Regions from separate parts of the Mus musculus genome. Here all the other regions are linked to region 1. The links are chromatin loops, found by intact Hi-C in ENCODE. Cell type or tissue: heart. All regions are shown on one strand. Links, peaks and the distances in the headings refer to the core of each region. The heading gives the core; the rest is flanking DNA. Region 1 overlaps Gm35438 (a long non-coding RNA gene). Region 2 overlaps Gm35438 (a long non-coding RNA gene). Region 3 has its middle 160 kb from the start of Gm815. Region 4 has its middle 150 kb from the start of Gm815. Region 5 overlaps Gm35438 (a long non-coding RNA gene). Region 6 holds the start of Vldlr (very low density lipoprotein receptor).

The links. Peaks named below come from ENCODE experiments on the same cell type or tissue, not always from the same donor. Only the 100,000 strongest peaks of a DNase experiment are listed, where the experiment ranks them.
Region 2: it touches region 1 in a loop (17-fold over the local background); 3 of 42 quality-filtered maps call a loop at or near these places.
Region 3: a loop joins it to region 1, with 2.2 times the contacts of the local background. A loop is called at or near these places in 5 of 42 quality-filtered maps.
Region 4: it touches region 1 in a loop (2.9-fold over the local background); 5 of 42 quality-filtered maps call a loop at or near these places.
Region 5: it touches region 1 in a loop (2.1-fold over the local background); 3 of 42 quality-filtered maps call a loop at or near these places.
Region 6: a loop joins it to region 1, with 2.9 times the contacts of the local background. A loop is called at or near these places in 4 of 42 quality-filtered maps.

What each region holds. Positions count from the first base shown.
Region 1 is chr19:27,097,772-27,102,981 of GRCm38, reverse strand. Gm35438 (a long non-coding RNA gene) reads left to right here. Exons shown (of 8, transcript XR_003952921.1): 8 at 854-1,311. Among named protein-coding and RNA genes, the nearest start is that of Vldlr, 120 kb to the left of the region's middle. In heart, for the core only: no CTCF peak of the experiment used is centred there; a DNase peak (open chromatin) is centred at 2,831; H3K27ac peaks cover 1,111 bases.
Region 2 is chr19:27,173,248-27,178,457 of GRCm38, reverse strand. Gm35438 (a long non-coding RNA gene) reads left to right here. Exons shown (of 8, transcript XR_003952921.1): 5 at 3,650-3,697; 6 at 4,159-4,389. Among named protein-coding and RNA genes, the nearest start is that of Vldlr, 41 kb to the left of the region's middle. In heart, for the core only: no CTCF peak of the experiment used is centred there; DNase peaks (open chromatin) are centred at 1,687 and 2,657.
Region 3 is chr19:27,039,579-27,044,788 of GRCm38, reverse strand. No RefSeq gene overlaps it. Among named protein-coding and RNA genes, the nearest start is that of Gm815, 160 kb to the right of the region's middle. In heart, for the core only: no CTCF peak of the experiment used is centred there; no DNase peak of the experiment used is centred there.
Region 4 is chr19:27,033,827-27,039,036 of GRCm38, reverse strand. No RefSeq gene overlaps it. Among named protein-coding and RNA genes, the nearest start is that of Gm815, 150 kb to the right of the region's middle. In heart, for the core only: no CTCF peak of the experiment used is centred there; no DNase peak of the experiment used is centred there; H3K27ac peaks cover 1,185 bases.
Region 5 is chr19:27,302,732-27,307,941 of GRCm38, reverse strand. All of the region lies in intron 2 of Gm35438 (a long non-coding RNA gene), which reads left to right. Among named protein-coding and RNA genes, the nearest start is that of Gm35268, 7.5 kb to the left of the region's middle. In heart, for the core only: no CTCF peak of the experiment used is centred there; no DNase peak of the experiment used is centred there.
Region 6 is chr19:27,213,776-27,218,985 of GRCm38, reverse strand. Vldlr (very low density lipoprotein receptor) reads right to left here and starts at 1,966. Exons shown (of 18, transcript NM_001161420.1): 1 at 1,290-1,966. The coding sequence starts at 1,371. All of the region lies in intron 3 of Gm35438 (a long non-coding RNA gene), which reads left to right. In heart, for the core only: a CTCF peak has its summit at 2,096; DNase peaks (open chromatin) are centred at 775, 1,165, 1,435 and 2,015; H3K4me3 peaks cover 2,200 bases; H3K27ac peaks cover 1,702 bases; H3K27me3 peaks cover 1,571 bases.

The sequences.
Region 1 (5,210 bases), core at 373-4,372:
CAAGTAGGTGGTCCTGGGCTGGCAGTCAGAAGGCAGAGCATACTTGCCTTGGCCTTTGGCACCCAGCTTTCACTAAGCTTCATTGGTTAGAGTCCCACTGATACTAGTCCCGATGCTCCATCACACCCAGGTCTTTGGTGTCTACACGAGCTGTCTCTCTTCGAGAGTTCAGCACACACTGTCTGAAGGTGAAGAGGAAGGTGTCACTGAGCTGATGACATAATGTCTACACTGCCATGTCACCCCGGAGAAACAGCATTTGGTCCAGTAAAGCTGCCAAGGGAGGCAGGATGACCACATGACAGAGCTGGCAGGTGGATGCTGCTGTTACAAAGACCCTTTGGTTCTAAATTACAGAGACTACCTTGATTGAATGAGCTTAAGACAAGAAGATTCCTTTGCAGGGAGGTAATGAAGCAAAAGACAGAATTTAAAGAACTGAGACATTGTCCTAAGATTTGGAAACACAACAGCGTAAGATGTCTTTAAGACTCAATTGCTGTGTGTCTTTTGAGAAAGGGGATTTTTCTAAGCCCAGTCTGGGATCAAATGCCTACTCTTGCCTACCCAGCTCTAGCAGATCCAATAGATAGCACTCTTATCATTCCTATGAAAAACCTGGTTTATTCAGAAGACTTTGGCAATAGCTCAACATTAGGGAAAATGGACTGTTTTTAGTTGTTTATACTCCTTAGGCGATGGGCCATATCATCTAGTCCTAACTGGATATAATTCTGAATAGCTTTTATTTTCTTTAGGTAAAAGGGCATATCTTCACCTTGCTTTCTGCCTTAACTTTCCTTTTCTTTTTTCTTTTCTTTTCTTTTTTTTTTCACGATGTCTGGTGCAGCAGCAGTACCTGTGATCATGATGTGACAAGCCTGCGATGCCACCCATGCATTCGTGCCTAGAAGAGAAGGCACAAAGGAGGTTCCAAGGTCCCTTGTGACCACCCTGCCTTCATGACACCAGACTGGGATCTTCCTGTTTGTTTCTCATTTGAAAAAAATGAAATCCTCTCTTCGAGCTCACGTCTTGATTATTGTTCTTACTTGAGACAACCAAAGCATTCCTAAGTGGAAGAGTTGCACAGTGGAAACATGGGTACCAAGGGACAAACAACTATGACTCAGAGTGATTCAGTCTCCGTTAGGAGAGAGGGGAGTCGTCTCATGAAAGCATGAGATGTCCCAAAGTGGGTGCTGGGGCTCCCTGCTGCTGCAGAGCACAGAGAAACTCTCTGAGCCTCTGCATCCCTGCTCCAGCTTGAATTCATGAATTAATTAAACCGTTTTTGTTCATCCCTCCTTACCTGCTAGCAGTTTTTCTAGTGCTCATGGCAGATGGCTGAAGATACTGGCTCCCATTAAGCTGACATTCCAAAGGGGAAGAGACAGTAGACATGGAATGAAGTGAATAGGCTTATTCTGGGTGGTGAGAAGCCTGCTTCCATAATATAAATGAGAGCATCATGTTGGTAAGTTAAGGGAAGCTGTGGCCATCAAAGTCTAAGATATTGCTAGTTTTTTAATTAAATATTTTCTTTACATTTCAAATGTTATCCCCTTTCCTGGTTTCCTCCCTGAAAAACCACTATCCCACCCTCCCTCCCCCTGCTCAACAACCTACCCACTCCTGCTTCCACGTCCTGGCATTTCCCTACACTGGGGCATTGAACCGTCTCAGGACCAAGGGCCTCTCCTTCCATTGATGTCCAACAAAGCCATCCTCTGTTACATATGCAGCTGGAGCCATGGGTCCCTCCATGTGTACTCTTTGGTTGGTGGTTTAGTTCCTGGGAGCTCTGGGGTTACTGGTTGGTTCATATTGTTGTTCGTCCTATGGGGCTGCAAACTCCTTTAGCTTCTTCGATCCTTTCTCTAGCTCCTCCATTGGGAAACTTGTGCTCAGTCCAATGGTTGGCTGAGAGCATCCACCTCTGTATTTGTCAGGCACTGGCAGAACCTCTCAGGAGACAGCTCTATATCAGGCTCCTGTCAGCAAGCACTTGTTGGCATCTACAATAGTGTCTGGGTTTGGTGACTGTATATAGGATGGATCCCCAGGTGGGGCAGTCTCTGGATGGTCTTTCCTTCAGTCTCTGCTCCACACTTTGTCTCTGTATCTCCTCCCATGGGTATTTTGTTCCCCTTTCTAAGAAGGACTAAAGTATCCACACTAGGGTCTTTCTTCTTCTTGAGCTTCATTTGGTCTGTGAATTGTATCTTGGGTATTCTGAGCTTCTGGGCTAATATCGACTTATTGAGGGGTAGAAAAAAAAAAAGACAAATGAGAAAGTCCCAGAGAACCAGGCCACTCAGGATAAAAGGGTCGGTGCAGACACAGTAAGACCAGTGGGCCTGGCCTGCTGAAGAGGGACAGGTGGCTGGTGGGTGGGTGTCCGCTGCAGGGGCTTTGGGATCCCACCCTGCACCAGCATCTCCACTCCTTATCTTCACAAAGCTGAGTGTACTCTGTGTAGATTATGAGTTTTCTATCATCTGCTACAACAGTCAGAATCCAGAGGAGGGGATTGCTGAGGTCCATGTGGGTGGGTAATGCCCCCCACCCCCCAGTCTAATCTCCTTCTGTCCATTCAAAGCACTAGGGATGGATTCATCACTCCCAGCCACAGCTCCCCAGGGGACTACTTTTCCCATGCACAACCAGGGCTGGCTTCCCTTGGAACAGGGTCAGTCTTTTGCTGGAGGGACTGGCAGAGCATTCAGCGGGCACACAGCTGCTTCCAGGCCATGCTCCAGCCACCCTGTCAAGGTCCTGCTGTCACATCAGACATGTCTCCTGCTGGTGGCTGCCCATGGAGAGACCTTTGCAAAAAAAAAAAAAAAAAAAAAATCAGGGAGTCAGAGAATGCCCCAGGCTATGGCATGCTGCCTAGGGTGGCTCACAGCCTGCCACAGCTGCTCATGCCTGGTGTCATTTTCAAGTGATACTTATCAGAGAACCAGTCACATGAGATCACAGGACCACAGTCTCTCTCAAAGGTCATCCTGTATCACTTACCTCATTCATCTGTCATTACCCAGAGCAAATTGTTGGAATACCATCACCACAGTACCTGCTAAACTGGATCTCTACTGGCTACAGGAGAAAACCACTTCTCCTTTCTCTGACACTAACTTGCTGGCAGTTGGATTCATGACATCTCTAGGCAGTTAGTTACCTTGCTTGTGGGACTGTGGGACTTTATAAGGGTGATCATTCACCTTAGGTAGATGGAGTTGCCAAAAAGTGCCAGGTTACCTCTATCGGATAGCTTGGATTCCTATTCCTAGACCTGGGATGCAGAGATGCCAAGTGCCAAAGCTGGGGAGAGGTTAGGATTCCAGATGCAATATAAAATAGAGATAGTCCAAGACTGGACCAAGACTGATGCTCATACTACAAAGAAAGGTTCTTTGAGGTCTATGCAGTGCTTTCACAGATATGTGGGGTGCTGTAATGTGATGACCTCTTTGTCTTATGGGACAGACAACACCAAAGGTCCACATGTCCACCATGTGGCATTTCTGCACCTCTGTGTTTTCGCTTATACCTTCCTCTGTGTTTAGTATTAGTTTTCATTCCACAGACAAAGAAATGAGACCAGAATCATCAAATATATTTAGCTGGCATTAGCAATGCAGGTGGCAGCTGGAGACTTCTGATTCTAAGTCAGTCTGTATTCTACTCTCTGGGGGAAGGAGGGGTTTGATGGCATAGCAGAAATTAGCCATGATTTAGGTAGGGTGAAATGAATACAGGTTCTGTGAGGTCTCTACTTGTGAGGTGGGTATTATGGGTAAAATTGGAGTCCAAACGCAGCCCATTGGCTTTGGGTGGTGCTCCTCTGTTATTGGAAGTGTTCCATTAGAAAGTATGCCAGCAGAAGCAGGGTCCATGAAACCCCTAACAAAGCACGTTATCTTCCCAGTAGCTCTTCATGATCAAAACATTTTTTATATGGGTATGAGTAACTATGTGTGTTGTGAGCATACGTGTGTATGTGTATCATCACGTATGTGCTTGCACATGTGTGCAAAGGCCAGAGGTTGATGGCAGGCATCTTCCTCCATTACTCTCCATTCTATCTCGGGGGCTCTTGCTGAACTTGGAGTTTGATGATTTAGTGGATCTAGTCAGCCATCTTGCCTGGCAGATCCTGTCTCCTCTGCCCTAATGCTAGAACTATCCAAGGACTGCCATGGCCCTGAGCTTTTTTGTGGGTACTGAGGATCTCCAGTCGTTCATGGCAAGAGCTTTTTCTAACAAGTCTTCTTCCAGCCCTTCCCCTTTCTTACTTTAATCACTATTGTGAGACTTAACATGGAACCTCACAGGCCAGGCTGCAAGAATCTCATGGCTGGATGTAAGTCCTGCTTCTGAGGCTGAGGCTGAGGTATGTGATGGATCCTGCCTGTGTCTCAGTAGTTCTTGAGCAGCACAAAGCAGCTCTAGAGCCTTCCGGAGAAGGTGGTAAAGATGGAGGAGGTAACTGAGATGTGTGGAAGCTCAGTAAAGCTAAGCTGTTACCCGTGGCTGTTGATCCAGCTGCAGGAGCATGGACTTAGAGCTGGGTGCTCTACAGCACTCCAGAAGGACTACATCCTTAGGTCATGGCAAGGGCAACCTTTCTAGGGCAGGAAATATTCCAAAGACACAATTGAGGACCATTTCTCTTAACCCTATGGACTGATCTGCTCTGGACCCCGAACTCCCAGGGTTATCTCCATTTTCTGCCAGCGTCACCCCTATAATAGCAGAAAGCTCAGCTTGCCTACTTGAAAAGCAAATGCTGACCTGAAGGTTATACAAAATATTTGATCTGAGAAGAGAAGCAGAAGTAAGAGCCTCTTATGTAACTTGGAGGGCATAGAGGAGCCAACGATAAAACCACTGGCCTGAGTTTCCCCGAAGCAACATAAATCTCCTGTACTGGTTTCCAGTTCTGGCTAATGTGTCCGCTGTCTGTTGTTTTTGGTCTTAAGATAGACTAGGGGGAAAAAAAAGCTAATTTGTAATTAAAGGCTACAGCATGCTACTATTTGAAGTTATTTCTGTTATATCAAACAATCTGGAGTTTCTTTCCAGTTTCTCGGCAATATTCTGACTTAAATAGATTGCTTCCTGAAAGTGTATCTGGTTCCCCACTTCGTTCTTCTTCCCTCGTTCTCCCTTTTCCTCTCTCTCATATACATTTACTCTTTTCA
Region 2 (5,210 bases), core at 679-4,678, 75 kb before region 1:
TAGTCAGAGCCCTGCTGATGGGACCGTAATAATTAAAATTACTTGGCAGAGCCCGCTTCCTCTGGGTACTATTTGGAAAGGAACAGTGTAGGAGCCAATAAAGCCCTGAGTGAATGTGTATTGTTGATATGGGCACAGCCATATTCAGGACCCCAAATGCCTCATACCCATGGGAATGGCAAGGCCTTCTCCAGGACAGGCTCAGGGAATTTCAAATGACAAACCTTTCACCTACTTCAAGTGCCAGTGTTGATAGTGTACACAGAAACTATCAGCCATTAGCTCCCTTTTGTTTATGCTCACTACATCCAAGGACTGCTCCCCTACAGAGACCTCTTATACAGATTGGCTAAACCTGTCCCTAGTTCAATTGTACACAATACCTCCACCTCCTTATTTAGCTGTATACAATAAACCCACCACCTTTTGAGGTTATGAGTTGCTGCATTTCCATTAGAATACACACAGCCCACTCAATCCCAACTTTCCTGTATGTGTGCCTTTTCTTCATTGCCCCTGTTAGGTTTCTAGCACCAGTTCATGCAGGGTGTGGTCATGCTGACTTCTTTCTTTCTAATTCTCTTTCCATATATGCATCTATGTCTGAAAAACTCTCCCTTGACTGATGCATGCCTCCTTTAGGTATGTTAAGAAGTCTTGTCTCAGCTGGCTGGCAGTAGTGCCTAAGGTTACATTAATGTACCATGGCAGTTGTGGTTAGAGTTACTGTATCCTACTTTCAAAAGACGCTTTGGTGTGGTCCTAGTCCCTTCTGTGCTTTTGAACTGCCTCCTAGTACTGAATCTAAAATACAGGTCTAAATTACAGCTACTTCTCCAGCCTGTCTCTAGCCCAAACCTCCAATTTTGTCCATCCCAACACTGTGCTAGTAATTACGATTTCCCATCCACCCCTAGACACATAACAAAGCATTTACTAGAGCTGGAATAGTCTTCTCTTTAGAGAGGAATACCAATCCCTCCACAAAGCATCCGTCCATGGGATGTTCATGCCTCCTGGTCCTTGCCTTTAGTTCCTGGTCCTGAATTCTCTCAGAAATAAATTGAGACCAAAAAGTGCAAACAAAGAAACCTTTTTCCTTTCTAAAGCTGTTTTTGGTTACAATATTTCAACACAGTAATAGAAAAGCAGCTAGAACAAATGGGTATGTATTTCCCATGATAAACTGTGTTTTGTTACAGGGATCTTACCTGTGTATCTGGAAATGAGGAAGGATACATTAGTCTTTTCAAAATTAGAGGAGATTGAATTCCCTTATAGATGTTGTACTTGCATATAGCCATTTTCTGATCTTCCTATAGTCTCTCATATTCTCTCTTATACTTTAAATAGACTCCTTTTTAACATCTCATAGAATGTAAATTCTCTATAATTACTTGATATACTGCACTGTTTAGGAAATATTAAGCAAAGGCTGTTGTTCATGTTTAATATAGATGCACTTTTTACCCCAAATATGTTTGACCCAATGGTTGGTTGATATTGGGACCTACGGGGCAACAGTATGTGTAGTTCAGGTCCAAAGCCGCAATAGTTAAGAATAACAGTCAAATAATGAACTACAAGGAGGTACAGAATGTTAGACATTACATGTTTATGAGTTTCATCACCAGCATCCTTATCGCAGGTTTCCTGGCCTGAGTCAGGAATGCCTGGCTGGTGTTGGACATGAAAGGCACTAAAGACTGGTCAAGTGCTCACGTGTTGCCCTTTGTGGCTGTCTTGTTGGTTTTGGCAAAAAACAAAACCACAGCCTAGCTGACTGAGACAGCTGCTAACTCTTGAATGTACTTCCAGCAACTAAGGTTTCAACAGGCCCTTCTGTGTGTCTAGAAGTGGATACCCCAGTGGAGTTCACCTCTGAATAAGCAATGCCAATTTGTCTCAGTGTTGGTGTGGTTTAACTATTGTTTATATGTAAATAGTTCTCCAGTTTTAACCTAAATAGTTGCTGCCAATAAGAATGCCCTGACTAGATTCTCTTTAACTACATAAATGTGAAATACATTATATCCCAAAGTGGACACTTTTTGTTTGTTTGTTTGTTTGTTTGAGAAAAGTCCTCTCTAGGTAGCTCTGGCTAGCCTAAAATTACCTATGTAGGCCAGGCCGACCTCTAACTCACAGAGATCCACATATTGCAGCCTGGCAAGTGGTGGGATTAAAGGCCTGTGACATCATGATTAGCCATAGATGGACATTTTAAAGATCATGATGTGAACTAGTTATTGAATAAGATATAGGAAATCCATGATTGGTTGGCATATAAATTGTTTTTGTTCTTTAAAAGGACTAGTTCTAGTGGCTATTGCAACAGTGTAGGGCAAACATCTGAAGAGAGCACCTAGCCTGCTGGGGCATTGTTTTAGTTCTGTATTCCAGTTATTGGATTATATTTATTATTTTTTCCAATTTTCAAACCTATTTTTAATTTTCTGGCTCTTTAATTTTTTTCTAACTTACTGGATATTGGATTATCAACACGAAGTTTATAGTAGTTCATCTCTGTCCCAGGAAGTCATTCAGAGAACATGTTGCAGTAAACCCACATCAAGTTACCTATGACCTGCAATGTTATCATCTGACAAGAGAACCACCTCCCATGACCTCTCCCCCTGCATTTCAAGCTATAAATAGGTGCTAGGGCCCTGCCAAGTTGAGCCACTGTGGCTCACAAGGAACTGTTAGTTCCTCACAAACATCACCTAGCTTCAAATCTACTATACCACACAAGGTGACTCATGACATCTGCTCCTCTTTAAAAGGGGCTGTGAGCAGTGTCACCTCTTGGCTATCTATCATGAGAATACAATTATGAGCTCTTTTCTTTGTTGACTGCTCAGAGATGTTCTTAGGAACCAAACAGGAAATCAGGAAAATCTAATGCTAGCTTACCTACCCAAGGCAAGGAGGCAGTTAGAGTGAACTTTCTGAATGTTTTTATTGTATTTTATTTTATTTATTTACTTATTCACTGGGGAGGAGAGACAGGCCCTTACTACGCGAGTGTGGCACAGAGATCTTCCTGTCCACTCAAATGCTAAAATTAAAGACATGTGCCATCAGGCTGTTACTTAATTCTTAATATATATGGAGAGAGAGGGAAAGACAGAGAGACAGGCCAACAGAAGTGAGTTATTTGAATAAATTCGCTCACAAAACTGTGCAAAGCCAAATTTCTGGAGGACAGACCACAAATGAGCTCAGGCAATGACTTCATGTGCAAGGTTGAAGCAGGATGTCTTTGTAGGAGACCTCTGACTCTGGTCTTGACACTTTTCATGGATTCTGCAAGACCCACCCACAAATCCACCTACAGACTCACTCACAGACTCACCCATTTGCCCACCTACAGAGCCACCCACAGATCCACACACAGACTCACCTCACAGACCCACACAGACACACCTACAGACCCACCCACATTATGGAGAATAATCTATTTTCCTGGTTATAAAATACATCAGGTGTGAATGTTAATCATATCTATCTACAAAATTTTATCACAGCAATATTCAGGCTAGTATCTAAATTAACCATAGGCCACCATAGATTAGACAAAGCTGACACAAAACTATTTCACTGCAGTATTTGAAAGAATTAATCTGAATTCTTTGTCATGTTATAGGAGAAGACATCCTGTGATTTTTAACTAGTCACCATCAAAGCCCTCCAGGTTCGATGTTCATCTCTTGCATGCTCTCAGTCATGGGGTTGGGGTCACTTCACAAAGCTGCCACATCTGTCTTTGTATAACTCTCTTAGCTGACAGAACCTTACTTGACCTCTTTATTTAATTCTAATCCCTTGCCCCATATCATTCAAGTGTGTGCATATTTCAACCTCTGGAACACCTGAAGCAGGATGAAAGCAATTCACCTTCAATTATACCCCAAGATATATTCTATAAAATACTCCATTTTGCATGATTCTCAGCATGGGGTAAGAGATAGAGAACATTCTGTGAACATATAAGTTTGGGAGATATTGTTTAGCATCCCTTCTTATGGAAGACTTACCCTTAATTATATTAAAGGCATTGATATCCTGTAACAAATAAGCTAGCTAGAATGAGTTTTGACTTCACATTTCCCAGACTCCTGGCTGTGGAAACACTTCTTTTATTTTTCTTTTCAGCATCCTGCAACATTGAAAATTAAAGTGTCTACAGTTTGGGTGATCTGTCCCTCTGGTCGCTGTTCTCCATGATCGTTGCCAACTGTTGACTGTGTTGTAGAACAACTCACCCCAGTGCTTAGTGGCTTAAAATCAAAGCCATTTATTATAATTTTTTTCAAGTTGACAGTTCCTTGGGTGATTCTGCAGATGTGTTGGCCATGATTAATGTCTGCTAGGCTTATCCAGCTGGTAAGTAGGCTGAGGTGGGGGGGTAGGGTGAGTCTGGCCTTTTCACAGCTGAGATGACTGTCCTGTAACTCATGGGCCTCACAGATTCTTCCTCTAGAAGGCTGCCAGAACAGGCTCGTGTATCAGATTTAAGTCTCTGGCATCTTTGATATATAATCTAGTGGCCAGAAGAAGTGACTTAGGTGAGCTGAGAGTAAGAGTGGGAGACATCCCAAGTCATGGGACAGAGTGGGAAGTGATGAGTGACATTAATGAAGGCACCTCAGCATCTAGCACAGTTACTAACAATAATCTGAGAAATGGTTCCCAAATGGCTTCATCAGAATGAAAGCACGGGTGGTACCAGTGCAACTCCCAAGATTCCCATCTCCAACAGGGAACCACAAAGAGGTTGTTACCGATTATATCTGTTCCCTTTCTGTTACTGTGGTAAAAAAAAAAATACCATGATCAAGGAAAATTATAGATGGAAGAGTTTATTTGGGTTTACAGTTCCAGAGGGGTTAGAGTCCATCCTGGAGGGAGGTGTGGCAGCAAGGGACAGGAAGCTGAGAGATCTTCCACTTCAGGTTCGAAGCAGAGTGAATTGGAAGTAAGATTAGACTTCATTCTCAATTCCCGTCCCCCCTCATCCCCAGTGATATATTTCCACCAGCGAGGCCCTAACTCCTAAACATCCCAAACAGTGTACCAGCTGGAGACAACCTGTTCAAATACCTGAGCCTATGAAGGAATTTTTTATTGAAGCCAACAAATGCTACCACCAGACCTCTATAGGCTCAAACCATGTCATAACACAAAATGCATTTAGTCTAACTCCA
Region 3 (5,210 bases), core at 514-4,513, 58 kb after region 1:
CCAGATAAAGTAACCCATGGTAAAGATTATATTCATGGCTAAGATATGAAAAAGAGTAGATACTGTAACCAAGTAGGGATTTATCTCGGGAATACAAGACTGATTTGGTAACAGAGCATCAGTGAATAAAACACACATATAGGTGAAAAAGACCTTTAACAAGGATTGTTTCAACGGCTGTTGAAAAAGCCCCTACCAAAACCCTCCTCGTGATGGAAAGGAAAGGAAAGGAAAGGAAAGGAAAGGAAAGGAAAGGAAAGGAAAGGAAAGGAAAGGAAAGGAAAGGAAAGGAAAACACCACCACCACCATATGAATTGAGAGAACAGCATCATTCCGAAAGGATCACCTTTTTACTCTAGACCTGTTGTCCTCTTAACAGAGCAAAATCTCACAAGCCGGGTTAGGACATAGGGGACCATGGATTCTCACAAATTGAAAACTTCGAAGTTTGGTTGAGGACATTTAAATGAGAAAACAAAGCAGAAGACAACAGATCATGAAGGAAGAAGAGGCAGTATACAACCCACCGTGTATAAAGAAAACTCGAAAACATCTTCTAAAAACAAACAGAAATGTTGGGTAGGTTTGGCAAGTTGTCAGAATCTCATGGTGATAGGAAAAATAAACCAAACCAAACAACAACAACAAAACCAGTATTGCAACACAAGGGCAATGAATAATTCAGAAAACAAGATTATGAAAGTCTATTTATAGTAACATCAAAGAGGGTAACATAGGAATACATTTCAAAAATGAACTATTAAACTTGTACTCTGGAAAGTCTAAAACACTACTGAAAAATAATTAAAAGACCCAATTAAAGTGAAGGCGCTTGCAGCTTGCTTTGGAAGATTTAGTGTTTGAAGATGCTGTGTTGGTTAGATGGCTCCTTGAGAGTCACTTGGGAGTCACTTTGGTATCCTTTGATTCATGGGCCTTTGAGGACCTAGCCAGTGTGGCTGGCACCATCTCCAGGGTTGGGTCCATGAAGAAAGCAAGCGTGTGAACCCAACCCCCAACCCTGCCTGCTTTCTGGTTCCATGTGATGTGAGGAGCAGCATCAAGCTGCCACTCACCGACATCCCTGCCCTGATGTGAACTGTGAGGCATCATAAATGCCTGACTCTGCCTTTGTCTCAGACACAGGAAAAGAAACTGGGACAGATGGTGAAGCCTCTCAAATTGCCCTACAGAGTCAGCATGCCCATTATCAAATTCAGCCTGGCCTTATTTCTTAGAGAAATTGAAAACTAGACCCTATAATTCAAAGGAAGTGTAAGGGACTCAGAAGAGCGAAAATATCACTTAAGAGAAAGATAAAGTAACTTTTACTTACTAGTTGTGTTAGTTAGGGTTTTACTGCTGTGAATAGACACCACAATTAAGGTAACTCTTGTCAGGACAACATTTAATTGGGGCTGGACATGGCAGCATCCAGGCAGGCATGGTGCTAGTGGAGCTGAGAGTTTTACGGCTTCATCTGAAGGCTGCTAGCAGAACACTGGCTTCCAGGCAGCTAGGATGAGAGTCTTAAAGCCCACATCCACAGTAGCACACCTACTCCAACAGGGCCACACCTTCTAATAGTGCCACTCCCTAGGCTGAGCATATACAAACTATCATACTAGTTTTAAATTTTACTATAAGGCAGGTGTGGTTGTGAATGTCTGTATTTCTAGCAATTGAGATGCATAGGAGGAAAGATTACTACAGGTTAACTCAGGCCTGGGTTATGCAATGAGGTTGAAGCCAGCCCAAGCTACCGATTGAGGCCTGGTCTCAATGAAGACGAAACAAAAGCCCCATAGAACTCTCAGCAGAAGAAGCCAGCAGAGTAGAAATCAGAAAAATAAAACTTAGAACTTAGACTTTACCCTACATATATATTCAGTCAATTTCCAACTAGAATGGTAAGACAATTTAATAAAGAAAATATTTTTGTCAACAAGTGGCAACACTACAATTATAGAATCACATGGAGAAAATGAAATTGGAACCTGCCTCATATACACACAAAATCAATTCCACAAATAGATCAACAAATTAAATGCAAGAGCTGAAATTTGAGACAACACAAAGAAATTACAGATGGGAATCCTCATGACCTTGAATTAAGATATAGCTGCATGGGTATTATACTAAAAGCCCAAGTTTAAAGAAAGAGAAAATAATGTGGAAATTGGATTTCAACACAATCTAGTACCTTATGGTAAATGGACCACCACTGAGAAGGGTAAGAGATGGTTTATGTTCAGTTGACTGAGAGCAGTGGCTCCCCTCTAGGGCCTGTGACATTCCCAGCCATGGGTTCTTGGTCCTGTTAACCCTGCCAGGCGTTAGCTCCACAGAAGCACATGACATACATGTTTGAAGTTCTCAAACAAGAAAAAAACTGATAATTCAGTTTTGGCTGGGGCTCAGTGATAACAAGTTTGCTTGTGTCAGGTCCTGGTTTGATCCTAGATACCACTGAAAAAGAAAGATAGTCCACTTTGTAAATCATTCAAATCTATTATTAAGTTTATTACTTATTATGTTTATTGAAATTACATTTGCACGCATATGTGTGATATATAAATTATGCCTTAATATGATATACATATCAAGTTATATATAGAAGATAGCTAGACCATGTTTTTTTCTTTTTTTTTTTTTTATAAAACACATTCACTCCTGATTTGAGTTATCAAAGTGTCAGAGAAGCAAGCTTGCAATTCCTGATTGCTCTGGAAAAAATGTGGAAAAAAATGGCTTGTGACAGAACAGTGTTAGCCTTAAGGGATTAGAAGAAGTGCTAACATCAGAAAAACCTAAAGCTTGACGTCAAAATCGCTGCCCCTGGTAACATGGGGACTTGCTAAGAACTGGCGATTGTGAGTGACTCCTGGACTTTAAAGTAAGAAGGGACTTGAGACACTGTTAAGAAGGGTCCTCAGGGAAGAATTTTGTATTAGTATGAGAAGGCCTTGAGTAGCTTGCTTGAGTAGCACTCCAGGATCACAAGTGGGAAATGGAGAAACTGAGGCAGGAAGAAACCAGGAAGGTATGCAATTAAACCCAATTACTGAGGAGGGCAGTTGGGACTTGATCCTGCTGGGGATGCTCTGAGAAGATGTAGGCTATGCCTCTGTGTTGTGCTGAAGTAGAACAGACCACACAGGCTGGTCCAGATCACATCTGTCCTGGCGGGGGGGGGGGGGGCTGGAGGGGGGCTCTGGAACACTGACTCCCCACATCTGGGCCCTGTCTGCCCGCTGTGGTACTCTCTTCTACTGAATGAACCCTGTGTGCTCAGGAAGAGATGTGGAAGTGGAGGACAGGGCAGCCATCCAGAGGTCAGGTGGGCTGTGAGGTTTTGTGGTCAGGAAGCATCTACTCCACAATTAAATAAACAAAATGGTTTAGGAGGTTATCACTGCCCTGGCCAGAAGGTAATTTCTGGTTGACCCTGCCTGCTCCACCTTAATCCTGGGTAAATTTCACTGCTACCATCCTGCCCTTTGGTAGTTAAGTTTGGGTATGAGTTTGATTAGATTGGGGAATAGCAGAAGCCTTGGTAATGTGGCTGCTGGAAGCTCTTTACCAAGAGAAGATTCACACACGAGTGAGGAAGACACCTAAAAGCCTCTACCAAATCAATGGGTCTCCTGCTCTCTTCTACCCTCCTCCTCTCCTCCCCTCCTTCCTTCCTTCCCTCATCCTCTCCTCTCCTCCTTTTTTCCCTCTTCCCCTTTCCCCTCTGTTTACCTCTTCTCTACTAGAGATGGACCTCTCCCCTCCTCCTGCCTCTGAACATCAGAGGTCTGTCTTGGGCACTGGATTCTAGGATACATCTGTCTCCCCTATCTGCCTCCATTCTTAAGGCCTTTAGCTTCTTGGCATGTCACATCATTGTTTCCTCTGGTTCTGAGCTGTGGGATCTGGACACAGCAGTGTTTCTAGCTTCAAGGCTACTGTATCTCTGAGCTCTGACCCCCTACTGAGTCCTCTTTCATCCATCTGTCTTCCATAGCCTTGTGATGCCATCACTGAAGAACTGTAAACGAAGGCAGAAGTAACTGTGTCCCTTTTCCCTTCTCTCTCTCTCTCTCTCTCTCTCTCTCTCTCTCTCTCTCTGTGTGTGTGTGTGTGTGTGTGTGTGTGTGTGTGTGATATTTTTGTTTTGTTTCTGCAAGGCTCGAGTGTCTGGGATCATCATACTAGCAGACAAGACCATACAGGAGAGGTTTAGGCAGGATTACTCGAGAAACAATATTCCTGGCCAGATGCCCAGTGTCCTGTGGGTCCATCCCTGGAAGCCTGAGGCACACTCATGGAGGAGAGGGACACATTGCCTTGGTGCAGTGTCATCTTCCCTGAACTTCCCACCTGCTTTCACCTAATACTGCCTTCTGTCTTCCAGTGCATGGAACATGAAGAAAGAATCTCAACAGTTGTATCTAACTCAGAACTTGCAGTGATTTGACAATACTCCAGGTTATTTCTTGCTCATATCAGAGTTCCCCCTACTGAGTCAGTAGTTTTTCCTTCACATGGGGTTTCAAAAACACTCTCTAGGTAGACAGAGAGCTCAACAAACACACGTTGAATAGGCAACAGAGAGGAGACAGGGTTCTTCCTGCTCCAAACTATCAGTACATCCCTTAGCAAGAACACGACATGTGACCATATGTGATTGTGCAGAGATGGCCTGCACACCACATGTGGGTAGACCCTGAGACTGTATTGGGCAACCAGCTGTCACACCACGGTGCTGGGTGTTAAAACAGTTTTTCCCACTTTCCTCTTTTAGCTTCTTTCCCTACGTGTTGATAGCTGCTGACCTTGGGTGTGGTTATAAACACGCCCATTCATGTGCTGTAGCTCTGAAAGGAGGATGGCATTCCTTAATGTCCAAACAGAGAAAGAATAGTCTACCATAACGTAAGATCATGGCCATTTTGCTGCTGTTGAGCAAAGGCAGTCTGAAGTACAGGAGCTCTGGGATGAGGAACATCAGATGGCTTGATGTATTTAAAAACCAGGGGACACAGATGCCTTGACACATAAGAAGGACAGGGCAGTCCAACAGCACCCTCACTACATCCCATCCCTTCCCTCCGGAAATCACATGGGCTCACCCTGTGGTGGTTTATAGACTTCATGCTTCTCTCCATTCCCACCATGGGAACAGAGGAAGGCTTGCCCACCTCTGTTGGTGGGATTGCTG
Region 4 (5,210 bases), core at 373-4,372, 64 kb after region 1:
CTCTCTCTCTCTCTCTCTCTCGTGTGTGTGTGTGTGTGTGTGTGTGTGTGTGTGTTGAGAGTGGAAACCCATTTAATCTAACAAAGAAAAAGCCCACTATAAAACAAGAAGCAATGTTCGTAACTACTGGTAAAAACACGAACACATTTTTCCTGCACATTTATCATTGAATTAAACTCCATAATGAAGGTTTAAAATTAAATTTTCTAGATGCATATCTGTGATTCCAGCACTTAGGAATGAATGCCAAGAGACTGCTGGGTTATCAGTTAGTCTAAGTGTAAGACCCTGCTCAAACAAAATAACAGTAACAACAAAAATAATATCTCTGTGTTTGGGTATTCTTTGAGTGCTTGGTTGGTTGCTTGGTTGGTTATTAATAGCCTAAGAGACAAGCTGGAACATTCTCATTTGCTCTCTGCAAGTGAGGGCTTGAAGAGCTTTATTTGGTCACAAGGAATAAAGTACACACAGGGTTAAGACTCTGGCTGTGGCGTCCTAAGTGTCTGGTTTGAGTTCTATCAATAGGATTGGCCAGTCATGTGACCTTGAGCAATAAATAATGCTCTCTAAGTCCTAGCAGAATGCCGGCTGCACAGTAAGAGCCCAGCAGCTGGTAGCAATGGCGATTAGTGTTATATTCTCCACAAAAGTAATATTAATTTGATCATTTCCCTGCTTTAATCTTGCTGTTGGAGGCTGACTAAGGCATCACCAGGGGCTTTGTACACTGTGTGCAGGAAAAGCAGTCAAGAATGACGAGCCCTGTGAGGTTATGGGAGAAAGCAGTGCTTTTCACTGGACAGACAAGAAAACCCACACTGGGCAGGGTTTGGTGACCTGCTTCTGGTCACGTAGCCAGGCTAGGCAGAGCTGAAACTCTAAGTAGGCCCTCTAACTCCAACACCAGTTCCCTCCACACAACACCCTCTGGGTGTTACTGTTTCCATGCCCCACAGAGTTTCCAGCTGTTTAAGATCAAATAGGACTTTGGAAGCTAAAGATGCATCCTGGGACAGCCTGTTCCTCTCTGTCCATTCATTCATAGTTTGCTGGGATTTTTAACCCAGGGGCATACTGCTCATGTTCCAGCATGTTCACTTGAGGCTCTCTCCCCGCAGATCAGCTCCCACAGAGGCAAATGTACCTTTGGACAGTGTGCCTTTTGTAGGACTGGTCTGCAAATGCCACCAACCCCTCACACTCCCAAGGCTCGCAGATTCCAGGGGGGTTCTGGTCAATGGGTGTTTATCATGAAAAATGAACCTAACACCTATGTGCACATTAGGAAGCTCCAAAACTCACTGTAAATTTCCCAAGCTTGGTAAGAACTGAGGACATGCCTCAATGATTTTTCTTTGTAGAAGTGGACAATTGGGCATGGAAATAAATACTACTCTTTGCTCAGGCTTTTGTGGAAGTGGTTGCTTGGTGTCTCCTGGGCTCCATAATGCCGTCTCTTCCATCGGAGACATGATCATAATTGGATATACCCTCCAGATGCCAGATGCTTCAGACATGGAAAGCTGTTTTGCCTGTCTCCCGTCTTCATGGAGAGATGTTTTCTATGGAAGCATTGGTAGTGCTCAGGCCTTTCTAAGGATGGGATGATTCTAGGAGCATGTTGGTTCGTGGGGGCTTGTGTAATAAGAACTTCAAGAGAAGAAAGGGGGGGAAAGGTGGAGAATTCTAGCATTGTTTCAAGAGTGTTTCTCATCGTTGCCTGTTCAATGCACAGAGGAAAGTTCAGGGGAGGTATTCTGGTCATCAGTCAAGCCAAAAGCCAGAAACAAAAGAGTGGCTATGAAGTCATCAACCAGCTGCAGGAGTTACATATTTCTTCATGGGGTTCCAAGAGTGGAATTGCAGGCATCTACACTTCTAACAACCCAGTGCCCCTCTATAAGTGAAATGAGAATCTCTTTTATAGGTAATTTTTACTTGAGTCTTAGGGATTGAATCTAGGGCCTCATACAAGCTAGGAAAACCCTTTACCACTGAGCTATATCCTCAGTCTCTTCTCTACCTTTTATTTTATACATGTATCTAATATATGTTTATCCTATCTATTCCCTAATCTTTCCCCACAATGACTCCCCCAAGGCCCCTCCCAATGTGATGCCCTCTGTTACTTTTTCATATAACTACTGAGTCCCATGGGTTCTGCTCCATGCTCACCTTAAGTATAGAGCCATCCTCTGGAGCATGGGCAACCTACCAATAGCCACTAAAGAGAAATGACTGTCTGCTAGCACCCACAGACTGCCAATAGCTCCTCAGCTGGGGTGGGTCCTCCAAAGCCACACCCCCTCCATGCTAGGACTTTGACAGGGTTGGTCTTGTATGGGTAATCATAGTTGCTGTGCCTTCATGAGTGTCATGGCTATGATATGTCCAGAAGACCGTGTTTCACACACTCCTCTTTATCCTCCAGCTCAGAACTCTGTAGAACACTGCTGCAGTAAATGATTTTGATCTCTGAACATCTTAGTCATTAAGGTATTAGTATGATTTCCATTCACCTGGATGTCTTTTTAACCTACTAGAGTAATCTTGGTTGATGCAGTTCTTGAATGTTTTGATATTTTTGAATCCTGTAGGATTTGGTGTCTCAAAACCTTCCTAGGGCTTTAGATCTAGAATTTGCTTCAATCAGAAAGACATGGGACTTATTTAACATTCTCTGTTCCCCACCATTTGTTTTCCGGGCCTCTATTCTCATGGCTCTGTAAGCTCCCTCCAATATGGCAGTACCTTGCTGAAGGTCTAGGGGAATCTGTCCAGGGCAAAGAGTCTTTGGCAGCTGGATTTACAGCTGCAAGTAGAAATGGAAGGCAGGATTCAGTGTTTCTTCTCAAGTCTCTATTGTCCTCTTTGGTACCCAGTGCCTGGAAGAGCCTGCACAAACAAATTAGGCAAATGAATTGAGAGAAAGAACAGGGAGTATCTGGCTTAGCAAGTTAATGAACATCCTTTCTAGACTATAGAATGTCTGCTGAGAAACCTTGATAACACCTGCATATATTTGCATGAATTACAGGACAGAGAAAGAAGAAATACCACAACAGTCCATCTTTTCTATTCATTTCAGGAACTCTTATAAAACAAAGACCATAAATTATTTAATTCTCTGAACATTTAAAATAATTAAAGGCGTTATTGTTTTCATTTCTCTAGCCAGATTTTTGTTTCTGATAAATGTCCTTCCACTCTCTCTGGTGTCTGGTCTGTGCATCTGTGCCCACTAGCTGGACTTGCTGCCATATCCAAGCTCATTAGTGCATCGCCTGCACAGGGTTCCAATGGAAGCAAGAGAAGAAGGGTGAGACAGAGAGGGCTGAAGAGCACACAAGCCTTAAGTTCTGATTCCTGGGTCCACCATTTATCAGAGAGACTGCACAGGGTACTTAGCCTCTGGAATATAGTAGGTTTGCCTGTGCATCTGATTCTGAGTAATTATGTAAGGAAGGTACCTTGAATCTGCTTATCAAAGTCAGTGTGTGATGCATTTTAAGTTATCATCAACATATTGTATTGCTATGATATAGATGACCCATATATCATGCCATGTCATATCACTCAAACTTGGCATATAAGATTACATGCAGTAATTTTACATATAATAGTATTGTACATAGATATCCATGTACTGATTGACTGAATACTGCCACATCTGTGCCTATGTGTATTTTGGCCAAAGTCACATGTTCCTCCGAGTCCTCCAAGCATCCTGGTGACTTTCTGTTGCAGACCTGACCTTTACTTTTTTCTCCTGTGCACACTGAAGGTATAATCCAATGCTGTTCTTGTTCTTCCACCTAAACAATGTTCAACCTGTAGCCGAGTTGGCCTCTTTCCCATTCAGAGGAGGCCGTCTGAGTTCCAAATCCTGTTATGAGCCTTCTCTGAAAGATTATCAGAATCATTTATGGACCCGGCTTTCACCTCCCCAATAGCATTCTGAACTTTTACTTATCTCCACATATTAGAATGGAACTGTTTGGAATCAGGGAAGTTTATGCTCTTACACCAAGGACTGGCCAGAGTTAGTGTGAAATCATGTTTCCCTCTAGGCTTTGAGGTTGTCAAAGTCAGGGCAGCATGGGGAAGGATGAGGTTTTCATACTCTGGGGAAGAAACAAACACAGAGCCTGAGACATGGCAGAGAAAATATGGTATAGAGACAAAACCCTCAGCTTGGGTCCATGGCAAAACTGTTGATTGATATCTGCCCTCACTACACTTTCCTCTAGGTTATAAAACAACACACTCAAGAAGGAGGGAGCCCTTCCTCTGGCCTGAAAAGATGGAACAAAATCAGTTTATGCCACAGATGGCAATCCTATCTCTCCTTTTTTGAGAATGACTTGAGAAGAGGCAGGTGACCTCAGTTCTGACCAATAAGACCACAGGAGCAGTTAGGGAGTAGATTCTCCTTCAAGACATTTGCTTCCTGTTACCAAAAACCACATGTAGATGCCCTTGCTTGAAGGCATGGTTCTTGGAGCTACAGCACTATGTGATCAGACAAGCCAATGGTCCAAGGCTGCAACAGTAAAGAAACACAGAGGGTGGGGTCGGTGAGTAGTCTTGAATTGCAAGGCAGTATGGGAAAATCTGCTTCTGGACTTTGCCTGGTTTGTGAGCCAAATAAATGTGTCTATTGCTTCAACCACTGTGTCTTTTATGTTATTGTCACTAGAGGCATCATGTGTGATAGGCACAATTCAATTTGTGCTTTAATTTATTGTTGTTGCACCTCCACATTGTTTTGGAATGATTTCTGAGTTCCTGGCACTGAGGTAATCTCAGCACTTAGAAAGACTTCCAGAAATAAATGAAGGACTTGTTCAGAAATGGAAACTTGCAAAGTTGCTGAAATACAAAGATCAGGATCTGTATGACTATATGACTTGTAGATGCATTACTACCTCTTTGGTTCCGTCTATGACAAAAAGGTGACTAGAAAACACTATGGGGTGTGACATGTAATTAAAATACAGTGGCATCTGCCAGTAAATAAATAATGACTGGTATAATGACCACTTAGAATGCCCAGAAATATCATCATCCAAATAGATATCGCCATCCATATACAGATTCAAATCATGCATACAATTGCAGAATATTTAAAGTTGTTGTTCTAGGAAACCCAGGCGTGTGCTTTATACATTTAGCAGGTATATCTTTAACATCTTTCATCTACCAGG
Region 5 (5,210 bases), core at 848-4,847, 200 kb before region 1:
AAGGTGAGACAAAATATGTGTCTTCCCAGATTTCTTGGCCTAACTTGATGATCTCTGGTCCTATCCATTTACCATATTACCTGCGAAGACGTCTTTTCATTCCTTTTTGTGACTGGTTAACATCCCATTATGCGTGACATGTTCTCTTTATCCCTTCATCTGTTGATAGCCATCTACCCAGGTTTCGCTGCTTTGCTACTGTAGCTAAGCATACATGTGCATATCTATGTTGTATGCTGATATGGATTCCTTTAGGTATATGTTTGCAGGAATCATACAGGTTGATCATATGATAGTTCTGTTTTTATTGTTTTGGAAACCTCCTTACAGGTTTTCGTAGTGGACACACTAATTTACTTTATACATCCAGCATATAAGAGTTCCTTACCCCTGCATGCTCACAAATATTCATTGTTTGGCTGTAGCCATTCTTACTGGTGAAAGTTAGAGTCTCAGTATAGTTTGGTATGCATTCTTTCCTGATAGATAATGGTGCTGAGCAATATTTTTGATGGATTGTTTATCCATTTGTGGTTCTTATTAAAACTGTTCATTTATCTGTCAATTAATTGATTAATTAGATGATTTGGAGCATTCTGTCTACTATTTTTAGGTATTTCTAAAAATATATATTCTAGATAGTAAGTCCTTGTCAAATTAATAGCTAGCAAAGACCACGGTCTGCAGACTGTCACTTTGATCAGCTAATTATTTCGTCTTCTGTGCAGAAACTTTTAAGTTTCTTTCAGTCTAATTTGTGAATTCTTGCTTCATTTCCTGAGAGAAGGCCATGGTTCTTATATGAGGTGTAAGGAGAGCATGGTGTGAACCAGTAGAATAAGCAGTCAGAGTCACACAGCATCTGTAGAACCTGGCAGTGGTGGTCAGGGGCAGAGAGGGCTTGATTATCTCTACCTTTCTGCCTAGAGTACTTAAGTGGATAATCCTGTCTCTGGAGCATGGAACACATGGACAGCAACAGGATTGTGTAGTCATCAGTGCCGAGCCCAGGAGAAATGGTCATAGAGTGTGACGAAAGCAAAGGACTCTTGAAATTGCCTCATAACCAGAAGCTTATTTTGTGCCATGTCATTCGTGCTCCTCATTTTCTCTGTGTCTTGTGTCTGTCTGTCTGTCTGTCTTGGTCATATTTTCTTTGATCTTGTCTGGTCTGCTCGCTTTTGCTTTTATCTTCTTTCTCTCACTCCTACTTCACTGTTTACTTTCTCCACCCAGCCTTAGCTCTGCATTTAACCCACCAGCATGTGAAGGGAAATTCCTGTACCCTTTAGAAGTTGTGTATTTGTGGGATTAACCTTTATGTTCCCTGCTCTGGATTTAAAAGCAGTATAACTTTATATATATAAATATATATATATTGTATGTGTATATATATATATATATATATATATATATGTATATATATATATATATATACACACACACACACAAACAATTATAATGATGTGATTATAATGGTCATTCTTTTAAATTGTAAAATAGCCTCTTTTTTATTTTGAAATTTAAATTAAAAATCTTTTTTGAGAGCGCTGTATTTACATATCATTCTCAGCTGCCCTCCTTCCTGCAACTCCGTTGTATGTTCCCAACCCTACTCCCTCTAAATTCATGACCTCTTATTTTTAATTATTGTTTTACACACACACACACACACACACACACACACACACACACACATTGAGAGGTTAGAGGACAACTTGTGGGAGTTTGTTCTCTCCTTTCACTATGTGGATCTGGGGACCAAGCTCAGGTCTTTAGGAAAGCGTCTAAGCCTGGGCTTCTATTTTGGTAACAAAACAGCATGACCAAATGCAAGTTGGGGAAAAGTGGATTAATCCTAGAGTTTTAGTCCATCATCAGGGAAGTCATGGTAAGAACTGAAGGCAGGAACCTGGAGGCAGGAACTGAGATAGAAGATGTAGAGGAACACTGCTTACTGGCTTGTTCCTTATTGATCACTCTGCCTGCTTTCTTACACACTTCAAGAGCACCTGGCCATAGGAGGTGCTACTCACAGTGGGCAGGACCTTCCACATCCAGCACTTAGTAGGACCACATAGGCCTGACTACAGGCTGTCTCAATGGAGGCATTTTCTTACTTATGGTTGGCTTTTCACAAATGACTCTACCTTGCGGCAAGTCAAAACACAAGAGCAAACTAACCCGGACAGTACCCTTACCCACTGTACACAACAAGAGCAAACTAACCCGGACAGTACCCTTACCCACTGAATCATCTCCTCAGCCCCATAACAGTCGTCATTCTTCTCCTGACTCTATGAACCCTGAAAAATGAAAGGTGACCCCAATTAATGTCTGCTTTGGTTTTTCAGATTACAGTGTGTATCTCCTCACTGAGAGTTAAGTAACTTGTGCCAAGTGAGTCTGCCTCTTGTACCTATTAAAGATAGTTCCCCAAACACCAATTTCCCATTGGCTCCAGGTGTTAGAGATGGTAAAACTGCACTTAAAATGGCAGCTTTAAAAACAAATAGACTAAATGTGGAATAAAATCAAGTGAACCACACATCTACCTGCCTTAGCAACAACAAATATTGAAGTGTAAATCAATGGGACTATTAGTGTTAGGTAAAAACACAGAGATGACCACAAGCAGAGCCCCATAGAAGGCCTCACACTAGACTAGGTCCTTTCCCTCTGTTATAATTTCCCACTGTGTAATTATTACAGTGGCTCAAGGACAGTGTTAATTCCATTTCTGGTGGCACTACCAAGACTTGGAAAAATTATAACACAAGTACAGGATGAGCATCTTTACATATAATGGTTGGTGTCAGATTTTGAAATACTTGCATATACATAATTAGAAAGCTTGTGAATGGAAGCTATATACAAACAATACTCATGAGCAGACATGAAATTCATTTCTAGTTCACCTATAGCTGATACATATAGCCTGAAGAAAATTCTGTATAACTTAAACATTAATTATATGCATGAAACAAAGTTTTGTGGTATGGGACTTTTTATTTGTAAAAGCTGTACATTTTACAGTTTTATACTTTTCAGATTAAAATGATCAACCTATAGTAATTGCCATTCATTTTGTAGCATCTTGAGGGTCTTGTTGTTTGTTTTTCGCCCATGTGGTAAAATATGCATGGCATAAGATATACTATTTGAATTATCTTAGGAATACAAGTCATGTGGTACTCTGAATGAGAACGATTCCAATAGGTTCATGCTCACCAGGGAGTGGAACTGTTTGAGAAGGATATGAAGGTATGGCCTTGTAGGAGTAAATATGGCCTTGTTGAAAGTAGTTATGTTGCTAGGAGTGGGCTTTGAGGTTTCAATACCGCATGCCTGGCTCAGTCTCTCTCCCAACCCCTGCTGTTTCCAAATAAGAATATAAAGCTTTCAGCCACTGTCTAACACCATGTCTGTCTGCTTCTCACCATGATGGTGGTCATGGACTAACCCTTTAAAACTGTAAGCACATACCCAGATAAATGCTTCCTTTTATAGGTTACCTTGGTCATAGTGTCTTCTCACAGGAATAAAACAGTAAGACAAAAGTTGGTACCAGAATTGAGTTATTGATAACAAGCCATATCATGCTGTTGTTTGGAGGAATATGGAAGGAAGCCTTTGAGATTTGTGGTGAAATGTCTTAAGTGAGGCTTAATGGGCCATTCTAGTAGAAACATGGGAGATGTAGTACAGAGAGCAATGTGTAACTGTTGGAGCAGAATGCAAGAAGCTTCAGAGGAGAAGAATATTCAAGATTATTCCTGTGATATTTTGGCACAGAGTATCATTGGTCTATCTCCTTGGCCTAAAAAATCTTCCTGAAGCTAAGTTGAAACATTTTGCACTAATGGTCAAGGAGATTTCAAGACCACGTAGTGTTGACTGTGTCATGGTATTAGTGATCACTCTTATGAAGATCTACAATGAAAAGGAGCAAATGGGATAAAGAAAAATATACAATATACACTCTGAGAAGAAAATGAGCAGCAGGTAATGGGATAGGATAGCCAAGTCTTGTGTCCAAGGAGATGACAAGTTTAAAGAAAAGCCTGATGCTAAATGGAATAAAGGGAGTGGTGGCCTGGCAGGGGGTTGGGGGGCATTACCCCATCCAGCTAAGCTTCCAACTTAGGAAAAGGAATGAAAGGAAAGCTTAAGTAACAAAGAAAACCGTCAATAATGGAAAGCTTATAGAATGTCATTTAAGAAGAGGGGAGGGTTCTAATCCTAGCAAGCAGAAGAACTTGGCAGCTTTGGCTATGTGGTTCTGGCTTTAGAGTCAAGAAGTATACAAGAGTAAAGGGCTTGTGGAATATTTCTCTATAGTTAAAAGAAAGCTCATGAGGCTAGGCATATATCAGGAGACTTCTTCCATGGGGGGCTGGAAAGACCACTGTGTGAAGCTGTGAAAGGGAAGCCTGATTTGCCTTGAAGATCCAAAGTTGCTGGGAATGCCAGAGTCATGGGATACCTACCAAGGAGAGCTGCTAACAGGAAGTAGAACCACCCTAAGAGAGAAAAGTGTGTTAAAGTCAGCAAAGATGGAAGGGAAGTGCCCTCTTCCTTACATAAGAGCTCTTACATCAGACATGAAGGTATAGAATCTGAAGTCTACTACACTGATATTTGCTCTTTCTTTGGTCCAGTATTTACTCACTATGCATACTTTCTTCCCTTTCGGAATGGTAATATATATTCTGTGCCATTGTATTTTTGAAAGTATGTGATCTGCTTATTGATGTTGATTTTGCAGGAAGTTACAGTTAAGTGATTGCCTTGAGTCTCTGAAGAGACTTTCAATTTTGGAATTTTAAACAGTGTTGAGACTGGAAAAGACCATGGAGACTTTAAGTTGGACTAAATTAATTTGGCATTATGATATGGCGACAAGCCTAAAGGGTCTGTGAATGGAATGTGGTGGTTTGAATGTGAATGGCCTCCATAGGCTCATATTTTTGATTGCTTAGTGACTAGGGAGTGGAATTATTGGAAGAAGATTAAAAGGTTTAGGAGATGTGGCCTTGCTAGAGGAAGTGTGTCATTGGGAGGTGGGCTTTGATGTTTCAAAAGTCCATGCCAGAACCAGCGTTTCTCTCTTCCTGCTGCCTGTAGATCAGGATGTGCCGCTCTCTGCTACTGCTTCAGCACCATGCCTGTCTGTTTCTTGCAATGATGGTCACAAACTAAAACTTTAA
Region 6 (5,210 bases), core at 539-4,538, 120 kb before region 1:
AGCTCGACAGACAGCTTGACCACACACTTGAAAGTTCGCTCTCACTCCAGGACACACGTGACCGCACGCAGGCGGGCCTTCTAAGCTACCCGGCGACAGGAGATGTGGATTGTGGACTATTTAGAGCTGGGACAGCGTTCTGCCCTAATTACCTAGAGCTGGTTGGCAAGCAAGCACTTTGGTGTCACCTCTTAAGACCTCTAAGACCTCTTCAGTGGCCCGCCAAGGATCAGACGCGGACCTTGTTAGGAAGGCATCTTATCACCTGCTCTGGAAAGTTGTGTGACCCAAGATGGGGTGCTGGAAACACACAGGGCTCCAAAGCCAGTGTGCCGACCCCCTGGGACTCGACAGTAGTCACCCCGCCCTCCCCAAGCTCCAGTCACACGCTCCAGCTCCACACCTTCGGGCCGTATTGTGCAGAATAAAGGCTAATTACAGTCACTACACTGGGACTCAGTTTCTCTGGGGGAAAGTGTTGCCCAGAATGAGGCTCGGCAAAGTAACCTGATTAAGTCTTGATCCCACTCCCCTCCCCCGTTCAGTTATCTCAGAGACCCCAGAGGTTTTTAAAAGCCGCAGTAGCTGCGGAATCCCCGGGGATGGGAGAAAGAAAAGCACTCGGAGGACAGTCCAGTTGAAAGCCACTCTTGGAGCCCGAGAGACGGCCCGGCGCCTGGGGAGTCTCAGTCCCGGGCGCAGGCTGCGTACTTGTCATGGCTCGGCCTCCAGGCTGCCGCCCACCGAACGTGCGCTTGCTCACGGCAGCGCGAGGACTCCCGGCTCGGCCGGCACCTGGCGCCCGGTGTCCTCGGAGACGCCCACCTTCACCCACTGTGCGCTCTCAACCCTGCTTAAGTCTGAGGGGCGCACTCGGGCTTCCAGGCCCCGTGCTCTGCCACGGTCCTAACAGCCCGCCTGGCAGAGGAGGCAGAACCATTGTTCAGTGGCTCCAAAGCCCACATCCCCTAGCCCTTGTCAATGGGGGGTGAAAACCATGTAAAACAGAGGTTCTGGGAAGAAGGGGGACACAGAAGAATGACAACAAGTTCAAGGGACGCTTTAGGACACCCTAAACCCCACCGTCCCCCGGGCCTGGCTCCCAGTAACCTCGGCTCTGACAGCTCAGAGGCGCCACCCGGGTGGGGAGGGGAGGCAGGAGAGGAGCGTGGAGAGGCGCCTGCTAGGAGGGGATGGGCAAGAGGAGCCCCGGGGTCCCCCAGAACGCGGCGATCGCGGACGCCTCGGCTTGTTTCGGGCCGAGTGCGGAGGGGCGCGTCCCCACTCACCGCTTGCAGTGGCGCCGCTGTCCCGGGGCGCCCAGCACAGCGCGAGCAGCAGCCACAGCGCCCAGCGCGCGGACGTGCCCATGCTGCCCGCCCGGATGGTGCCTCCGTCGCGCCGTCGTTGTCGCCGTTCGCTCCGCACAACAAGTTACCAGCCCTTCGGAGAGGAAGAAGGAGGTGGGGGCGGGGAGGGAGGAGACGAGGAGGAGGGGGAAGGAGTGAAGAGCCGGGAGCACGGAGAGCACGCAAGGAGCGGGCACCCTTTCCCTGCAACTTGCACACTCTACTCCCCGCCAGCCACCCACCCAACCACCCACCCGGTCACCTCCCCCGCCGCGGCCGCGGTGTGCGCGCGGACCCTGCGGGCGGAAAATAATGCAGGCGTTGCAGAGAAGGGGAGGGAGAGGGGAGGGAACGGCGCGGGAGGAGGGGGCGGGGAGCCCGTTCGCCACCGAGGACAGCTCAAGTGAGCGGTTTGGGGGCAACCACCCGGGCGGCCGCAGGAGCGCGGCCGAGCGGCGCGGGGACCCCAGCGGGGGAGCTCAGCCCAGCAGCTCAGGCACGCACCGCTCTCCCGCGCGCAGTGAGGAGGGTGCGGGGGCAAGTGGCAGCGTGCGTGCGTGAGTGGCTGGGGCTGGGGCTGTCGCCGCCGCCATCCGGATGGCTCCAGGGGCTCGACTGCTCCGCGCGTTGGCCCGGGGCTCACGGGGGACCCGGGGCGGCCGCTGGTTGGCTCGCGCACCGTCCTCACCTCCAATCCCGGGTGCCTGTCCTAATTTCCTGATCCAGGGAACCTGCGGCCGCAGCAGCTGTGCGCTCCCTAGCTCCCTACAGTTGCTACTGTACCCTCCTGGCGCCTTGGCTAGGAGCGCTGATGCAACTATTGCTGCTCTTGCCACCGCCTCCAGGCTTGATGGGGCTGGCAGTTGAGGGGTCTGGGGGGCAGCAAGGAACCCTTTTCCTCCCTCTCCTGAGCCCCTAGGAAGGGCTGATGTAGTGAGGTCGGTAGGTAGCATCTTCCGGGGGACTCTTCTTTCCAACCTGAAAGTGATGAAGAGGAGGGGTGCGAAAGCTCCGCTGTTCTGCTGTGGGGTTCGGAGTCCCATCTCAATGGCAAGCTGAGATGCCATTTTGTTAAAAATTAAATGTGGCTTTAAGTAAGAGTGTGTGAAAGAGAAAGAGAGAAAGAACAAGAGCGCTCCCGCGGTTGTGGCTTGTCCTCTGTAATAGAACAAGACTAAAATAACCGAGTCTGGGATGGGGAGGAGGGAAATTGCCAGCGCAGCTCTGCATTCTCTCATCAACGATTAGAGTTAATTGCTAATTGCACAAAATGATAGTTTGAGGGCCTGTAATTAAAAGCTTAACCTTTTTCTGGTTGGAGGAAGGGGACCCCGGTAGATTTATTCTTGGTATAGTTTGTAACGTTCAATTATAAGCATTGTGGAGGGAAAGAAGTCAACCCTCCCAGAGAGGATAGATTGGAGGGAGGTGGGTGCCAGACAGGACCTAAGTTTATGGTTTGTTCTTAGTGTACTTCAGTTTTCTTGAACACATCGCCTTGGTTGAGATGCTTTCTGTGGTATACCACAGATTTTTCCAAATTATTTCACCTGTTAATATGTGTGTATGTGCTTCTGTTTTATAAGTTGCTGTACCTCGAATGAATCAAAGTTGACAGATTTCAGATTCCATGTCCTAGCTTCCTTCTGGCATTGTAATGTCACCTTGGTTCTCTTGAGCAGTTCTCTGGGGACAGTCTACTAGGAGAGATGTTCTCATGTACCCAGGAGACCCTGGGGGTAATTCTCAGCCAGGGTACATTTTGATCGGTGTAATTTAGCCTCATTGTGATGGATAATCTCACATGCAGATGGGGTCTTTCAAAGCTGCTCACTGTGGATGCTGTTGTGTATAATCAGAGGGTAGGAGATGGGCGGAAACTGCATGGTGAACACGTGATCACAGCCAGTACCAGTCCACAGACCAAGTTTGAGGGGGATGGTCTAACTTTCGTATCCCTGGGGCTTGAAAAGCTCATAGTCACTTTACACCTGATGAAATGGGTGGGGGACATAGGTGAAGTCAATAAATAGTCAATATGAACAGGCTCCATAGTTAACTGAGACGTCACAAGCTTGTTTTCAATGTTTTACTTGAGAGAGAAAGGTACACGACAAGGGAAACATTGATACGGCACATAAGACTTAACTTTGACAAACATGTATTATGCTTTCTAGCATAAATAAACTGTTGGTAAGCCAAGTTATGGCTCTACACTCAACCTGGTGGCTTTTTTGGTCTATCATTCGACTGCCTCTGCCTCTGTGTAACTTCAAAGGATAAAAACAAACCACTCCCTTTTCTGTGCCTGCCATCTGACCTGTAAACTGAAATCAGAAACAACCCACATGATACTCAAAATCATCTGTGGCCTCAAGAAGCAGGTCTCTTTCAGACCAACCTATTAGAGGCTGAAAGAAGTTCCAAAGGACGAATGCATATAATTAACATAGAGAGTAACTGATAACTAAGAGAATAAATTAATCTCGAGTAGATAACGTGGGCAAACGAACAGAGGCCTTCAGGTAACTATGTGAGTAGTGCTATTTACTTCCACAATCCACCGAGTGAACTAGTGTGTCCAAACAGCACACACACTGAGCAGTGCTGGGTTCTATGCTATGTAAGGCAACCGCCATGGGTCAATACTTAGCTGAGGAGGCCATGGGAGCTGGTCAAGGTAAGAGAGACATGTTGAAAATTACAGCACTGTTTTACATGCGGCACTGTGTTCCAAAGTTGTTTCAGATGCTGTAGAATACAGAGATGCGACTGTAGCTGTGGCTGAGGCTGTTACTCAGTGGTGGATTGCTTGCCTAGCATGCAAAGGTTGTCCATTCCATCTGAACCATCACAATGATGAATGAATGAATGAATGAATGAATGAATGAATAAGGATTACAGGGGAAACCCAGCTGACTTGGTCGCAGGATAAGGATGTAAGAAAAGGCTTCCCCGGGTGCTTGACTTGAGCTGATCTAGTCAGCATTTTTCACTCAGTAAGTCACAGCCTGCCTCAGCCTCTTTATCATTGTCTGGGTTAAGGTATTAACTTTTACTAATTAAGGGACAGAAGTTGCATGGGCATCACTCCCAGACCCTGACATTTCATTGTTTGTGTGAGGCTCTTTTTGTCTCCCTGGCAACAGGAGGCATTCAAAAGGTGGCTGTGCTATTAACGAAGGTTTCTGATCGACCTCATGAGTAGCAATACACACACATCTCTGAAAATGTCTATGAATAAAAAAGCTTTTAAATACAGTTTAAAGGTTTGGATACATATATATACTCATGTATCAGAGACTATGTCACTCATAAAGCCTAAAGTATTTACCTTTTGTCCTGTTAGGGAAAGACTTGCCAGCCAGTGACACAGAAGAAGGACACAACCCATGTTGACCTAATCTACCGAGAGTTTGTACACAACCTGGTATTAGCTTAACTGCTACACTGGGACGACTGAAGGAAGGGCTTACATTGTTGAGGAAACCAAGACACAAGAGCCCTGCCTTAGTTAGGGTTTCACTGCTGTGAAGAGACACCATGACCAAGGCAACTCTTTTAAAGACAACATTTAATTGGGGCTGGCTTACAGGTTCAGAGGTTCAGACCATTATCATCAAGGTAGGAACATGGTAGCCTCCAGGCAGGCAAGGTGTAGGAGAAACTGAAAGTTCTACATCTTCATCTGAAGGCTGCTGAGAGAATACTGGCTTCCAGGCAGCTAGGATGAGGATTTTAAAGCCCACATCTGCAGTGACATATCTGCTCCAACAAGGCCACACCTCCTAATAGTGCCACTCTCTGGGCCAAGCAAATATAAACCATCACAAGCCCTGTGTGTCCAAGACAGTGTGAGGG